2 separate regions of the Homo sapiens genome follow, and region 1 is linked to region 2. A link is a loop called in an ENCODE intact Hi-C map of the cell type or tissue named here. Cell type or tissue: K562. All regions are shown on one strand. Links, peaks and the distances in the headings refer to the core of each region. The heading gives the core; the rest is flanking DNA.

Region 1 (5,371 bases), core at 71-5,070, 110 kb before region 2:
GTGCAGTTTCCAGTAGACAGTTCCAGAAATGATTATGCATATTCAAATGCACACGACATCCACGGGCATCCTTTAAAATATAAAAATAAGCCGGGTGCAGTGGCTCACGCCTGTAATCCCAACACTTTGGGTTGCCAAGGCAGGTGGATAATTTGAGGTGAGCAGTTTTGAGACCAGTCTGGCCAACATGGTGAAACCCTGTCTCTACTAAAAATTCAAAAATTAGCTGGGCATGGTAACAAGCACCTGTAGTCCCAGCTATTCGGGGGTTGAGGCATAAGAACTGCTTAAACTCAGGAGGCAGAAGTTGCAGTGAGCTGAGATTGAGCCACTCCAACCTGGGCAACACAGCGAGACTCCAGCTCAAAAACAAAATTAAATAAAATATAAATGTAAACTGGGTGCCTGTAGTCCCAGCTACTCGGGAGGCTGAGGCAAGAAGATCACTTGAACCCAGGAAGTTGAGACTGCAGTAAGCCATGATCACACCACTGCACTCCAGCCTGGGCAACAGAGCGAGCCTGTCTCAAAGAAAACACACACACACACACACACACACACACACACACACACACACACACACACACGATCTCAGGCTGGGCACGGTGGCTCATGCCTGTAATCCCAGCACTTTGGGAGGCCGAGGCGGGTGGATGGCTTGAGGCCAGGAGTCTGAAACCAGCCTAGCCAACATGGTAAAACCCCCTCTCTACTAAAAATACAGAAATTAGCTGGGCATGGTGGTGACCACCTGTAATCCCAGCTACTTGGGAGGCTGAGGCACCAGAATCGCTTGAACCCAGGAGGCAGAGGTTGCGGGGAGGCATGATAGCCCCACTGTACCCCAGCCTGGGCAACAGAGGGAGGCTGTCTCAGGAAAAAAAAAAAAAAAAAAAAGATCTCAATCAGTACATACTGTATCACATTTTGCTTTTTTTCTGCTTAATGTCTTTTCTCATATTAGCACAAAGCAAACATCTACCTCCTCATTATGAGCTTGGACCTTATAAAAACTGCCATCTCTAAAGGTCAAAAACACTAGAATGCCAGCAATTTTAAATGGCCAAACGTGCAAAGGAGCCTACGCAGAATCATGTGGGGGGGCGGGGGCGGAAGGGCAGCCTAGAACACTCTTGAATTGATGAGTTTTGATTCATCTAAGTCATCTCCCATTGATGGCATTTAGATTGTTTCCTGTCTTTTCAAGATAGGGTCTCACTCTGTCCCCCACCCTGGCTGGAGTTCACCATCACACGTCACCACAGCCTCAAGCTGCCAGGCTCAAGCAATCACCCTGCCTCAGCCTCCTGAGTAGCTGGGACCACAGGCACATGCCGTCACACCCAGCTAGTTTTTGTATTTTTTTGTAGAGATGGGGTCTTGCTATGTTTCCCAGGCTGGTCTTGAACTCCTGGGCTCAAGTGATCCTCCCGCCTCAGCCTCCCAAAGTGCTGAGATTACAGGCGTGAGCCACCGTGTCCGGCCTCCTATCTTTTTGTAATAGGAGCACATGGGCACATAGCTGGGACACGTGTGACAGGAAGAGCCTCACCAGTGTGATGAATATGACCAGGTGTGTGCAGTTCTCTGATAAATACTCCCCCTACCCTCCAGGAAGGGTGCTCCAACCACAGAGATCTTGCTTTAGTCTCTACCAAATTTAAATGAGTTCTATTATAATTTTTCAATTGACATTTCATTTTTTTAATGCACATGGGGTCTCGCCATGTTGCCCGGGCGGGTCTTAAACTCCTGGGCACAAGCAGTCCTTCTGCCGCAGCCTCCCAAAGTACTGGGATTGCAGACGTGAGCCACCATGCCCGGCTGACATTTTCTTTGTGATCTAAAATACCAATTTTTGGCTGGGTGTGGTGGCTCACGTCTGTAATCCCAGCATTTTGGGAGGCCGAGGCGGGCGGATCACCTGAGGTCAGGAGTTCGAGACCAGCCTGACCAACATGGAGAAACCCTATCTCTACTAAAAATACAAAAAACTAGCCGGGCCTGGTGGCGCATGCCTATAATGCCAGCTACTCAGGAGGCTGAGGCAGGAGAGTCGCTTGAACCTGGGAGGCGGAGACTGCGGTGAGCCGAAAACCATATTCTCTATTGGCAGTGTGCAAAGTTCCAGAGACAGACATGACTAATGATGCTGCTGAGGGGGAGCTTCTCTTCCTTGGCACTATTCACATTTCACTATTCATTCGCATCTCTGCTGGGGGCTTGTCCTCTGCCTTCACTGTAGGGTGTCTTGCTGAGTCCCTGCCTTTACCCACTAGATGGCAGTAGTGCTCCCCCCAAGCTGTGACAACCAAAAATGTGGTTGCCAATGTCCCCTGGGGGGACAAAATCATCCCTAGTTGAGAATGCTTGTTTTGCTCTTCTTATATCTTTTTTTTTTTTTTTTTTTTTTTTTTGTGAGACAGAATCTCACTCTGTCGCCCAGGCTGGAGTGCAGTGACCAATCTTGGCTCATGCAACCTTCGCCTCCTGGATTCAAGCAATTCTGCCTCAGTCCCCTGAGTAGCTGGGACTACAGGTATGTGTCACCACACCCAGCTAATTTTTTTATTTTTAGTAGAGATGGGGTTTCCCCATGTTGGCCAGGCTGGTCTCAAATTCCTGACCTCAAGTGATCCGCCTGCCTTGGCCTCCCAAAGTGCTGGGATTCCAGGCGTGAGCCACCGCGGCTGGCCGCTCTTCTTATATCTTTAGGGAAACTGAGGCCACAAAGCCGCAAACCTGATCAGCTCCCAAAGGTTGATGTTAGATTGAAACCATCTCACCCACCCCATACCCCCGCCTCGAGGTCCTGCGAGACTTAAGAGTCTACAATGTCAGGTAAGGATGGAGGGCTGTTCTGTTCTCCAAGAGGGGACCAAGGTACAACTCTGTCACCTCCTTCACCCTCCCACAAACCTATTATCCCTAAGCTCTTAACTGATCAGGCAAGGGACGCCCAAGTGACCTCTAGGCCAGTGGTGATGGGTTCAGTCGTGTCCCCACTAATTTAATATGCGAGAATCCTAACCCCTAGTAACCTCATTAGGTGACCTCTGTGGGAGACAGGGCGTTTGCAGAGGTGGTCAAGTTCAAGTCATGACAGTGGGCCTTCATTCCGTAAGGCTGGTGTCCTAATAGGGTGGAGAATTCTGGGCTGGGTGCAGTGACTTACACTTGTAATCCCAGCACTTTGGGAGGCTGAGGCGGGCGGATCACTTGAGGCCAGGAGTTCAAGACCAGCATGGCCAACATGGGGAAACCCCGTCTCTACTAAAAATACAAAAATTAGCTGGATGTGGTAGCATGTGCCTGTAATCCCAGCTACTTGGGAAGCTGAGGCAGGAGAATCACCTGAACCCAGGAGGCAGAGCTTGCAGTGAGCGGAGATCACACCACTGCACTCCAGCCTGGGCAACAGAGGGAGATTCTGTCCCAGAAATAATTAAAAACAAAAACAAAACCAGTACCAGGTGGGAAGACCAAGGGAATGTTTTTTGTTTTTTGTTTTTTTTTTGAGATGGAGTTCCACTCTTGTTGCCCAGGCTGGAGGGCAGTGGTACCATCTCGGCTCACTGCAACCTCCGCCTCCCAGGTTCAAGTGATTTTCCTGCCTCAGCCTCCCGAGTAGCTGGGATTACAGGTGCCCGCCACCACGCCCAGCTAATTTTTGTATTTTTAGTAGAGATGGGGTTTCACCATGTTGGCCAGGCTGGTCTCGAACTCCTGACCTCAGATGATCTGCCCGCCTCGGCCTCCCAAAATGCTGGGATTACAGGCGTGTGCCACCGTGCCTGGCCAACCAAGGGAATTTTGATTTTCTTCTACCCAAAAAAAAAAAAAAGTTTCTATTGAACTATTTTCGTGAGAGAAAAGCAGCAATGAACTTTAGGACAAGTGCCTCCCAGTGGGGAGGGGGGCGTTGCTCACACAGGCCAATGGCAGCGTGGCTTCTCCAGGCTTCCTTGAGGGCCATCTGACCATGACAGTCACAAAGCCTTGAAAAATGTGGCCTTGTTTGGACCCAACAGTTCTACCTCTGGGCATACAATCCCAGGCAAATCAGAGATACGGACAAAGTTTTTTTTTCTTCAAGGATAACCATCATGTTATTTGCAACGGAGAAAAAAAAAAAACAACTTTGTTTTAAAGCAGACGAAAATGCCTGACCATCTAAGACTGGGTCATCAAGGGCCAGGGCCACCACCAGGCAGAAAGTTGGGCAGTCCCTAAAACAATGATTTTTTAAAAACCACAGCTTTAAGCCGGGTGCTCACGCTTGTAATCCCAGCAATTTGGGAGTCCAAGGTGGGAAAATCACTTGAGTTCAAGAGTTCGCGACCAGCCTGGCCAACATGGCGAAACCCCATCTCTACTTTTTGTAAAAAAAAAAAAAAAATTAAAAAACCCACAGCTTTGAAAAATGTTTAATAAAGAACATTTTAAGTAAAGTGTCCGGGCGCGGTGGCTCACGCCTGTAATCCCAGCACTTTGGGTGGCCAAGGCGGGTGGATCACTTGAGGTCAGGAGTACGAGACCAGCCTGGCCAACATGGTGAAACCCCATCTCCACTAAAAATACAAAAAGATAGCCAGGCATGGTGGTGCGTGCCTGTAATCCCAGGTACTCAGGAGGCTGAGGCAGGAAAAATCGCTTGAACCTGGGAGGCGGAAGTTGCAGTGAGCCGAGATGGCACCACTGCACTCCAGCCTGGGTGACAGAGTGAGACTCTGTCTCAAAAAAAAAAAAAAAAAAAAAAAATTTAAGTGAAAAGGGCAGGGCAGGTTACAGAACACTATTTACAAAAAGATCTTAATTTGAGAAGTAAATATGTGTATGTGTGTTCTAGAGGAAATATACTAAAACACTGGCAGGGATATCATCTCTTCAACGGGTGTTGCCCCGGCCCTTCCTCCAAACCAGTTCTAGGCCCAGTTTTCCATGCTGAACATCAGTCATTCTGTGTCTGGCCCAGCATTCAGTGCCCTTTCTGCTGAAGGCATCCCATTCTCTTTGAGAACTACCCTCCCCCTTCCCTACACCCCAGAGGCAACACATCCCAGATCAAAGGACAGGTAATGATCAGCGCAGCCCATGTCCCAGAACTCAGTTTGATGCCCGCAAAAAGCATGAACCGAGGCTGGGAGCGGTGGCTCACACCTGTAATCCCAGCACTTTGGGAGGCCAAGGCAGGCGGGTCACTTGAGGTCGGGAGTTCGAGACCAGCCTGGCCAACATGGCAAAACCCCATCTCTACTAAAAATACAACAATTAGCCAGGCATGGTGGCACATGCCTGTAATCCCAGCTACCTGGGAGGCTGAAGTAGGAGAATCACTTGAACCCGGGAGGGCGGAGGCTGCAGTGAGCCG
Region 2 (5,371 bases), core at 266-5,265:
TCCACACAGGTGCTGCGTGGAGATGAGAACGTGTGTGGTGTGGGTGTGAGTGTGAGCGTGCAAGGGTGTGCATATAGGAAGCTCCGTGTGTGGATGTGAGCGTGGGAGCGTGCCGTGGAAAGCATGGGGTGTCCGTGTAAGTAGAGTGCGTGTGGGGTGAGCAGAGGTGTGTCTGTGTGGCTGGGGTGGAGGTGTGGACTCAGGCGGTGTTTGTGGACATGTGGAAGTGTGAGCACTGCTGGAACTGTGTGTGTGTGATATGGGTGTGACACGGGAGAGGGTTTATGAGCCTGAGTGTGAGTGTGCAGGTGTGTGTGCGAGGGCATGTGTGTGGGTGTGGTGTGTGTGAATGCGGAGTGTGCGAGTAAACGTCCGTGTGTGAATGTCAGAGTGTGGGATGTGGCATGTGATTGTCAGAGTGTCTGAAGTGTACGGGTATGAACGGGCGTGGGCGTGGGGCCGTTGGACGAGTGAGTGCACATGCGTGTGCGTGTGCCAGTCTGCGGGCGTGGGTGAGGGACTGATGGAGCGTGTGCCTTCCCAGCAGGGGCTAGAGATCAGCCTCGGGCAGTGACGCTGGGGCACCTCCCCTGCCAGCCATCATCTTCCCCAGGCTCTGCAAGGCTCAGCTGCATGCTGGCCGAGGGGGCCTGGCACACAGAGGCCGATCCCCAGAGGGACAGCAGGGGTCTGGCATCATGGCAGGGGACACAGCGCCACCCTCAGGGGCCCCGTGACCAAGGCGTGCCCCTCCCTACCCCTCACACATCCACCCCTCCACCCTGCCCCCAAGGCGGGTACCCAGCGCAGGCCCGGGCAGCTGCCCCAGCTCCTGGACCCTCCACATCAGAGTTCCCAAGACACCCGTGCCCGCGGGAGCCTGAGCTGCCACGAAACCCGAGAGCCAGGAACTCTGGGAAACCCGCAGTTCTGAGCTGCCCAGAGAAACCGCAGGAAGGGCCTGGCCAGCAAGTCACCATTCCCGGCTCCTGAGTGTCACCACGGCCAGCCTTCCACAGGGCAGGCAGACACAAGACACAACACACAAAAGGAAGGGGAGACCCCCAGGCCCCTTCCGCAGAGGCTTCTCCGACCCCCGGCCCAGAGGCTGCCCCCTCCCCTTCCCGGGGGGGAGATGTCCCCTTCCCGGGGGGGAGATGTCCACTTCCTGAGCTTGGAACACAGCAGAGTGGCCCCCGGCACCTGTGAAGGGACACAGGTGACATCCTTTGCTCTCCCAGCGCGGCCGGCTGGGAGCTCTCCTCCTTCACCCAAGGCCTGGAGATGGCGGTGGCTGAGAAAGGCTGGCCGGGTTCCCAGGCTGCTCCAGCCACGCAGAGGCGTCCCTGTGTCCTTGCCAATGGTATCTGAGTAGGGACTCCCCTCCCTCATCCGTGCAGAGCAGAGGCCCAGCGTGCAGCATCTCACCCGGGCTCTGTGACTGTGCGACACGCTAACCACCACTAGCTGCGTGGCCTTAAGCAGGCAGCTGACCCCCGGGCGCCCCGACTTCATCTGCAAAGCAAGGGTCACGGCAAACCATGGCTCCGAAGCTAGGATTCCGTCACGCCATCTCCACTATCCTGCAAGTTCAACGCCCGCAATAAATCAGCCGCTGTGCAGGGCTCCTGGGGGCAGCCAAAGCCTCTCGAGCTGGCTCTTCCGCCCTCCTCCAGCCACGACTCCCGAGGCTTCCAGTGCAAACCCTCGGAACACACGGGCCGGGGCTTTTTCGCTCTGTCGCCCAGGCTGGAGTGCAGTGGCGCGATCTCGGCTCACTACAACCTCCGCCTCCCGGGTTCACGCCATTCTCCTGCCTCAGCCTCCCAAGTAGCTGGGACTACAGGCGCCCGCCACCACACCCAGTTAATTTTTTGTATTTTTAGTAGAGACGGGGCTTCACCATGTTAGCCAGGATGGTCTCAATCTCCTGACCTCGTGATCCGCCTGCCTCGGCCTCCCAAAGTGCTGGGACTACAGGAGCCCGCCATCACGCCCGGCTAATTTTTTGTATTTTTAGTAGAGACGGGGCTTCACCGTGTTAGCCAGGATGGTCTCGATCTCCTGACCTCATGATCTGCCCTCCTCGGCCTCCCAAAGTGCTTTTCATTTTTACTTTAAAGGCTCGCCACATGGACAAAGGCCAGGCGGCTTCACACACTCAGTCGACTCCAGGTACAGACCCCTGACCTTTTCAGGGCTCTTCGCATGTTCTGGCCTCCCTGGCGTAGTGCCCCCCACAAAACAGGGGCATCATGGCCAGGCGCGGTGGCTCACGCCTGTAATCCCAGCATTTTGGGAGGCTGAGGCGGGAGGATTTCTTGAGCCCAGGAGTTTGAGACCAGCCTGGGCAACACAGTAAGACCCTGTGTGGTGTGGTGGGGCGCACCTACAGTCCCACCTCCTCGGGAGGCTGGGGCAGGAAGATCACTCAAGCCCAGGAGGTCGAGGCTGCAGTGAAGCAGGATGACGCCACTGCACTCCAGCCTGGGTGACAGAGCAAGACCCTATCTCAAAACAAAAATGAAGCAGGAGCATCAGCTCAGGAGGTGTGTGGGAAAACACAAGTTCCCCCAGACCTGGGCTGAAGCCGCTGCCCCCACTACACCCCCAGCACGCCCCTCAGCAAGGCCAAGGCCAACACCAACAGGCCCAGTGCACTAAGACGCACTTTCTAAAAATGGCCACAACATGACCTCCCACCCCAAGAGGTCTTCTGCAATGACAGCTCATCACTCATCCTGGCAAGTGGGGGGTCTGTGCCCCGTCTCTTGACTGTGGCAGCTTCTGGGACTGCCTTGGTCAACAGGGTGTGGAAGTGATGCCATGTGACAGCCAAAGCCAGGGCCCGTCCTTCTGGTTTTCTGGAGACGCTTGCTCTTGGGACCCAGCTGCCACGCTGTGAGGAAGCCCAACTAGCCTATGTAGAGAGACCACATGGAGAGGCCACTTAGACCACATGGAGAGACCACATGGAGGGGCCACATGGAGAGGCCACGTGACAAGGCCACATGGAGAGGTCTCATGGAGAGGCCACACGAGGCCACATGGAGGTGTTCTGGCCACAGGCCCCACTGAGGTCCAGGTCAACACCAGCATTGACCACCAGACCTGCGAGTGAAGATGCTTCCAGGAGACTTCAGTCCCCAACTGCTGAGTCACTGTGGTGGAGGCTCCAGACACCATGGAACAGATAACTCGTAGTGCCATCCCCTGTGCAAATACCTGCCCTGGAGAAGCCGTGAGCACCCCACAGTGGCCGTTCTGGACCCTGAACTTGGGAGTGCCTTGTTATGTACAAGACAGAATGTTTCTGGCTATTGCTCAGCCTTGGCGCTCCTCTCCCCCGCTTGCCTGTCACTGTAATGACAGTCTCACATGTTCCTCTGAAGGAAGGGCTCCTGGGCTTCCTCGCTGCACACATTCCCATCCTCTCTCCCCTGCTGCAGCCATTGGCGTCGGCAGCACAGAGTATCAGCCCCCACCCACTGCCCAATTCCCCAGCACCGACCGCTGATTTCCCTCCAGCCAGACACAAGACATCACCAGGGGACGGTGTGTACATGTCAAGCTGCAGGCAACGGCTCAGACAATGTTGGGCAGGATGGGAGGCTCCTGGCCCTATGTCGCCATTTCTGCCAGAGAAACACCATCACCTCAAGAACCAAGCCAGAAGGAGGCATTGCTGAGTCCCTGGCTCATGTGAGGGGCCCCACCCTGGCCGCTCCGTTCTGCAGCAGCCCTGGAGCCCACCCTCTGCCGGCAGCCCTGTCCCCATCCGGATCCTGGTGCCTCCTCCCACCTCCTGCCACATTTGGGCCGAGCCTCTTCCCAGAGCCCAGGACAGGTAAAGGAGGTCTCTGCCCCAAACTGACACTGCAAATACACCAGCCTCAAGAGCACAAGTGCCGGGTGCGGTGGTTCATGCCTGTAATCCCAACACTTTGGGAGGCCAAGGTGGGTGGATCACCTGAGGTCAGGAGTTCGAGACCAGCCTGGCCAACATGGTGAAACCCCGTCTCTACTAAAAATACAAAAAACAGCTGGGCATGGTGGCACATGCCTCTTACCCAGCTACTCAGGAGGCTGAGGCAGGAGAATTGCTTGAACTCGGGAGGCAGAGGTTGCAGTGAGCCGAGATTGTGCCACTGCACTCCAGCCTGGGCGACAGAATGGGACTCCATCTCAAAAAAAAAAAAAAAAAAAGCACATGCACTGCAGATTTCACTCTTTTTTTAGGTGGAGTCTCACTCTGTTGCCCAGGCTGCTGGAGGGTAATAGTGCGGCCTTGGCTCACTGCAGCCCCCACCTCCCAGGTTCAAGTGATTCTCCTCCCTCAGCCTCCTAAGTAGCTGGGACTACAGGCGTGCGCCACACCATGCCCGGCTAATTTTTGTACTTTTTGTAGAGATGGGGTTTCACCATGTTGGTCAGGCTGGTCTCAAACTCCTGACCTCAGGTGATCCACCAGCCTTGGCCTCTCCAACTGCTGGGATTACAGGCGTGAGCCATTGTGCCTGGCCCAGATTCCACTTCTATGGGGCACCCAGAGGAGTCAAACTCATAGGGACAGGAAGTAGAATGGTGGGTGCCTGGGGCTGAGGGAGGGGGCTGGGGAGTGAATGTTTAATGGGGACAGAGTTTCAGTTGGGAAAGATGAGAAAGTTCTAGAAGCGGATGGTGATGATGGCTGCACAACACTGTGATGTGCTTAATGCCACCGAACTGTGCAGTTCGTTTTTTTTTTTTTTCTGAGACAGGGTCTCGCTCTGTCACCCAGGCTGGAGTGCAGTGGTGCAATCACGGCTCACTGCAACAGTGACCTCCCAGGCTCAAGCGATCCTTCTGCCTCAGCCTCCCCCTAAGTAGCTGGGACCACAGACAGGTGTGTGCCGCCATGCCCGGCTAATATTTGTACTTTTTGTAGAGACAAGGTCTGACTACGTTGCCCAGGCTGCTCTCAAACTCCTGGGCACAAGTGTTGTTTCTGCCTCGATCTCCCAAAGTGCTGGGATTACAAGCATGAGCCACCGCCCCCAGCTTGAACTATGCACTTTATTTTACTTTTTTTTCTTCAAAAAAATCCTCCGCTGGCAAATTATGCACTTTATTTTTTATTTATTTATTTATTTATTTATTTATTTATTTATTTGAGACAGAGTCTCGCTCTGTCACCCAGGCTGGAGTGCAGTGGCGCGATCTCGGCTCACTGCAAGCTCCGCCTCCCGGGTTCAGGCCATTCTCCTGCCTCAGCCTCCCGAGCAGCTGGGACTACAGGCGCCCGCCACCACGCCCAGCTAATATTTTTGTATTTTCAGTAGAGACGGGGTTTCACCGTGTTCGCCAGGGTGGTCTTGATCTCCTGACCTCG

The links. Peaks named below come from ENCODE experiments on the same cell type or tissue, not always from the same donor. Only the 100,000 strongest peaks of a DNase experiment are listed, where the experiment ranks them.
Region 1: it touches region 2 in a loop (7-fold over the local background); 89 of 110 quality-filtered maps call a loop at or near these places.

Annotation. Positions count from the first base shown.
Region 1 is chr7:5,363,928-5,369,298 of GRCh38, forward strand. All of the region lies in intron 11 of TNRC18 (trinucleotide repeat containing 18), which reads right to left. Among named protein-coding and RNA genes, the nearest start is that of TNRC18-AS1, 53 kb to the right of the region's middle. In K562, for the core only: a CTCF peak has its summit at 2,281 (motif pointing right); a DNase peak (open chromatin) is centred at 2,264.
Region 2 is chr7:5,469,574-5,474,944 of GRCh38, forward strand. It overlaps a transcript of FBXL18 not described here. Among named protein-coding and RNA genes, the nearest start is that of MIR589, 24 kb to the right of the region's middle. In K562, for the core only: a CTCF peak has its summit at 3,249; a DNase peak (open chromatin) is centred at 3,218.